Linked DNA regions of Homo sapiens: region 1 is linked to region 2. Evidence: read pairs that join two places in POLR2A ChIA-PET (ENCODE). Cell type or tissue: Panc1. All regions are shown on one strand. Links, peaks and the distances in the headings refer to the core of each region. The heading gives the core; the rest is flanking DNA.

The links. ChIA-PET counts read pairs that join two places held together with the same protein. Peaks named below come from ENCODE experiments on the same cell type or tissue, not always from the same donor. Only the 100,000 strongest peaks of a DNase experiment are listed, where the experiment ranks them.
Region 1: POLR2A ChIA-PET joins it to region 2 with 10 read pairs; 9 of 35 experiments call an interaction of 5 or more read pairs at or near these places.

Annotation. Positions count from the first base shown.
Region 1 is chr5:52,941,784-52,944,697 of GRCh38, forward strand. The region is part of intron 26 of ITGA1 (integrin subunit alpha 1); the gene reads left to right. The region is part of intron 3 of ITGA2-AS1 (ITGA2 antisense RNA 1); the gene reads right to left. Among named protein-coding and RNA genes, the nearest start is that of ITGA2, 46 kb to the right of the region's middle. In Panc1, for the core only: a CTCF peak has its summit at 1,698 (motif pointing right); no DNase peak of the experiment used is centred there.
Region 2 is chr5:52,999,660-53,002,573 of GRCh38, forward strand. The region is part of intron 1 of ITGA2 (integrin subunit alpha 2); the gene reads left to right. Among named protein-coding and RNA genes, the nearest start is that of ITGA2-AS1, 11 kb to the left of the region's middle. In Panc1, for the core only: no CTCF peak of the experiment used is centred there; no DNase peak of the experiment used is centred there; H3K27ac peaks cover 1,158 bases.

The sequences.
Region 1 (2,914 bases), core at 273-2,772, 58 kb before region 2:
GATCCCACTTGTCAATTTTTGTTTTTGTTGCAATTGCTTTTAGAGACTTAGCCAAAAATTATTTGCCAAGACCAATGTCAGAGAGGGTATTTCCTAGGTTTTCTTATAATATTTTTATAGTTAAAGGTCTTATATTTAAATCTTTAATTTGTCTTGGTTAGTTTTTATATATGGGGAAAGTTAGGGGTCCAGTTTCATTCTTCTGCATATGGCTAGCCAGTTATCCCAACACCATTTTTTGACTAGGGATTCCTTTCCCCATTGCTTGTTTTTGTTGGCTTTATCAAAGATCAGACGGCTGTAGGTATGTGGCTTTATTTCTGAATTCTCTATTCTGTTTCACTGGTCCATGTGGCTCTTCTGTACCAGTATCATACTGTTTTGATTACCGTAGCCTTATAGTAGAGTTCGAAGTCAGGCAGTGTGATGGGTCTGGCTTTGTTCTTTTTACTTAGGATTGCTTTGGCTACCTGAGCTCTTTTTTTAGATCCACATGAATTTTAGAATAGTTTTTTCTAATTCTGTGAAAAATGATGTTGGTACTTTAAGAGCAACAGTGTTAAATCTATACATTGCTTTGGGCAGTATGGCCATTTAATGATATTAAATGAAAGGTTTTTTCTTTTATTTGTCTCATCTCTGATTTCTTTCAGCAGTGTTTTTTAGGTCTCCTTTTAGAGATCTCTTACCTCCTTGGTTAGCTGTATTCCTGGATATTTCAGTGTTTTTTGTAGCTTCTGTAAATGGAGTTTTTTTTTTTTTTTTGAGACGGAGTCTCGCTCTGTCGCCCAGGCTGGAGTCCAGTGGCGCGACCTTGGCTCACTGCAAGCTCCGCCTCCCGGGTTCACGCCATTCTCTTGACTCAGCCTCCTGAGCAGCTGGGACTACAGGCACCCACCACCATGCCCGGCTAATTTTTTTTTTTTTTTTTGTATTTTTAGTAGAGATGGGGTTTCACTGTGTTAGCCAGGATGGTCTCGATCTCCTGACCTCATGATCTGCCCACCTCAGCCTCCCAAAGTGCTGGGATTACAGGCGTGAGCCACCGCACCCAGCCCTGAGTTGTGTTGTTTATTTGACTCTCACCTTGAACATTATTGGTGTATAGAAATGCTACTAATTTTTGTACCCCTATTTTATATTCTGAAACTTTACTAAAGTCATTTATGAATTCTAGGAGTTTTTTGGCAGAGTCTTAAGGGTTTTCTAGGTATAGGATCATATTACCAGTGGAAAAAAGATAGCTTGACTTCTTCTATTCCTATTTGGATGTCTTTATTTCTTTATCTTGCCTTATTGCTCTGGCTAGGACTTAGAGTACTAGGTTGAATAGGAGTGGTAAGAGTGGGCATCCTTGTCTTATTCCAGTTCCCCAGGGGAATGGTTCCAGCTTTTGCCCATTCAGTATGATATTGGCTAGGATTAGTTACAGATGACTCTTATTATTTGGAGGTATGTTTCTTTGATGCCTGTCTCTACCTAGAGTTCTTGTGCTGATTCTTTCTCATCTTGGGGGACTGATGTTCTTCAACTGTGGTGTAAGTTGAGTGTAGTCATTTGGGTTTGTTTCTGGATGCTTTCAGAGGGCCAAGTCTCTGTACAGGATCTTTATTTGTGGGTGTATGCTCACAGGAGTGTTTATTAGCAAAGTAATTTTTGGTGTTGTTGTTTGAGCTGTGATCCAGTAGAGGGCAATTAAGGGTAATGGGCAGTAGATAGGCTCTTAGTCTTGCCACTCTTGTATTTGCTCATGTTTGCAGGGGTGCTCTGCAGTGGGTAGGGAGAGGCCTCCTCCAATCACTGGCACTGTACCCATGTTTCTTTTGTTAGGTGTTCTGGGCCACAGGCTCTCTCGGGCAGAGGCCATGGCAGGTAGATAGGTGACACCTTTTCCGAACCAGCCCTGTGGAGGGAGTCATGCCCTACTCCAGTGCTGGCCCACGCTGGCCCACGAATCCATGTTTGTTACCCATCTCAGTGCTCTGAGATGGGGGCTCCTCCCCTACTTGAGTGCCAGCCATAGATCTCAGCTTGGTACTCCTGAGACGGACATGCCATCTCTGGGTCTCCAGGACACCCCGCAGCTCAGAGTCAGGCTCTGGTTGCTTTGGAGGATCCAAAGTCCTCCCAGGTCACAGGGAAAGTACTCAGGTGGGGCGCAGCACCCAGGCTGGGCGGCAGAGACTGCGCTGTGCACATGCTCCTGTGGGGCAGTTAGGCAGGGACTCTGGGAGGGTCTGGCAGGCGGGAGAGGCTGCAGAACAGACATGCCCCAGTCCCATGGGGAATGCCTGCTTTCTCCTGGCTTGTGGTCACCTGGGGCTAGAGCCTCTCTGAAGGAGATGGGGAGTCCGAGGGGATGGGCACCTATGTCTGTGCTCTGCTCACAAAAGCTCCTGGGCTCCATGCTAGCTGAAGCCCTGTCTCTACCTGCTCCCTGGGAAAATCCACCTGCCAGCTCACACATCCATTGGAGATGTTGGGTACTCTGTAGCTTAGATCCCAGATGTCTGTGGCAAGAGTGAGCTGTCCCTCAGTCCCCTCCCTCACCCCTTCTCCAGGAGCCATTTAGGGCCAGGAAGTAGCCCAAGCATTCAGGTACCCTACGCAGGGTTCCCAGCTTCTCCCTCTTCAGCCTCAGCATCTGTGTTGCCTCTCCACACACTTGCGGTGTTTTCTCCCTAGAGATCAGATCTGCCCAAATTATATTATTTACTTGATAATTTGGGATCTCTTAGTGGGAGAGATGGCTGTGTCTAGTTAGCCATCTTGTCCCCCTAGATCATCAATTTCATTTTTAATCCTAAATAAGTGCCTAGATAAACTTCATCACCAGAATGTAGTTGTTTCATGTCTTGCTACATTAAAGGTAGGCAGAGTTTGAGGTTTGTTTTTTCTAATGATAAATCAATAC
Region 2 (2,914 bases), core at 119-2,618:
TTTGTAGCAAGTCAGAAAGCCTGTTCTTTGTCCCACAGGGAGATGTTACCTCATTCTTCAAAGATGCTCACTGCAAAGACATCCCTGAGAAATGCTATGGTAAACAGTCATCAGGGTCTTGCATCTCAGGCATACTCAGCAGATATGTAGGTGTGTTAGATCTCCATGGAAGCATGTCTCCCAACACAGCTTAACACATAATTTTTTAAAATGTTGTGTAAGCACAACTCAGATAAAAAAATAAAAATAAAAGATTTCCAGGATCCCAGAAGTCCCCTATATGTTCTTTTCCAATCACAAATCCATTTCTCTAGTCTTATTTTTTTGGCAATAATTTCCTTGCTTTCATTTATACTCCTACTAGTTAAATATACCATCTACACTCAAGGGTTTAATTTTGCTAGATTTTAAGTATACACACACACAATTATACAATACATATTATTTTGTTTTTGAATTTTTTAACATTGCAATTGTGAGATTAATCTATATGTTGCACATAGATATAGTTCTTTTGTTTTCACCACTGTACAGTAAATAGTATAGTATTTTTATCACACAGTTCTTCATCACCAGATTGCTAAGAGATTTTTTAAAGTGACAATTGAGTATTAATTTTATAAATATTTTTCTGCATCTATTGGTTATTACATAAATTTTTCTTCTTTATTAATGTGGAAAATTACATTGATTGATATTAAAATATGATGAAAACCTGGTATTTGTGGTATAAACCCAAGTTGATCCACATGTTCTTTTTATAGGTTGCTGGATTTTGTTTAGAATTTTTGTATTCATGTTCATGAGTGTGATTATCCTATAATTCTTTATGTTTCTTACTCTCTCTACTGTATTGTCCCTCCATATGTCTGCCTACACTTCATTCTGGTTAGTTTCTTTTATCCTATATTACTGTTTACTAATTTTTGTTTCAACAGTGTGTATTCTGGAGTTAAAACATTCATTGAGTTCTTAATGATGGTTATTATATTTCGCAGTTTATGAGTTTCTATTTGGTTCTTTTCTAAATTTCTTTGCTAAGATGTTTAAGTTTAGCTTGTCCCCTTCACAACTTTTGTAAAGTTAGTGCTGGTTCCCATTTATGTTGCTTTCTTTCCCCTGGTGCCTGCTTATCTTAGCTAGACGTTATATTAGAAAAAATTATTTGACAAAATTGTTTGAGGCTTGGGTGATATTTTTCTACATAAAGCATTTTCTTTTTTTTCTTTTTCTTTTTGTTTTTTTTTTTTTTTTTTTTTCTTGATGAAGTCCAGCTCTGTTGTCCAGGCTGGAGTGCAGTGATGCAATCTTGGCTCACTGCAACTTCCAACTCCCGGGTTCAAGCGATTCTCCTGCCTCAGATTCCTGAGTAGCTGGTAATACAGGTGTGTACCACCATGCTGGGCTAATTTTTGTAGTTTTAGTAGAGATGGGGCTTCACCATGTTGGCCAGGCTGGTCTCGAACTCCTGATCTCAAGTGGTCCACCCACCTCAGCCTCCCAAAGTGCTGGAATTACAGGTGTGAGCCACCACACCCAGCAATAAAGCATTTTCATTTGCTTCTATTGAGACAATACCCTAGAAGTTTTGCAGTGGCAGTGTGATGACCAATGAGGTTTATCTGAGGTGCGATTATTGCTAATTGAAGCAGTGCCCTGGAGGTACTAGAATTCCTTATCAGTTTCATACAATTTCAGGGCTTGATTTTTTATAGGTTACCCAGACAATTCATTCAAGGGCTGCTTTACTTACGGTTCACATGTCATGTAAGGAGCAGTGGTTTTGAGCATAAACTCTATTCCTGGGATTTATCAGATACCCCACTTTTGACAGGTCTTGGATTTCACTTTTCAGATCCTTTTTAGGATTGGCAAATCGCTTTCTTCACTGTCCTCTAGCAAGACAAAAAGTGATTCAACTCCCCAGCACTTTGGAAAGCCAAGGCAGAAGGATTGTTTGAGGCCAGGAATTTGAACCTAGACTGGTCAATATAGCGAGACTCTGTTTCTACAAAAGAAAAATTTAAAAAATTAGCCAGGAATCGTGCTGCATGCCTGTAGTCCCAGCTACGCCGGAGGATGAGGCAAGAGGATCATTTGAGCCTAAGAGGTCAAGGCTGTAGCAAACCTGGATGACAGAACAAGGCCCTTTCTAAAAAAAAAAAAAAAAAAAAAAAGTGATCCAACTGTCTGCCTGAGTCATTTCTCTGAACTTCTTTCTTCACCCCATCTTCTTAGCAATTTGATGCTTTAGAAGACATCTTAAATATCTTGTTTTATATTTCTTGCAATTTTTCAGTGATCTTCAGTGGGAGAGTTGGTTAAAATAACAAAGTCTTTTATTGCCAAAGGAGAAAATCTGGAGTAGTGTTTTAGAGTCCCCTTTTAAAAAAATATTGATTTTTAATTTTCCAAATTCTCCTCATACTATTTATTGATGTGGCATTTTAACTGATAGAAAATTAGATTTTTTCAAAATAGATTAAAACAATATTCAATATTGGTTAGTATTCTAAAATTTTAATTTTATAGTATAAAACATTTTTGACCAATAAATTCAACTCACTTTTTAATATATATCTGTATATTTGCTTGTATTAATTACTCCCTTTTCTTTAACTGTGAAGTAAATGTGTCCATTGAAATACTAAACTTGATTAATAATTTTATCTTGTGGATTTTCTTTATAAAGTTGAATATTTAAATATCTTTAGAGAAAAATGACACATACTAAAATAATTAACAGAAAAAATATTTATATTTCTTTTGATATTTACATGTGATTATATGAATATAATCTTTTCATAGATATACTCACTATATGCAAATGAATACTGCACTTTTATCACTTAATATATTTTGTATATACTTTTCCATGTGAGTTTTATATTTATAACTTTAATGCATCCTGCCA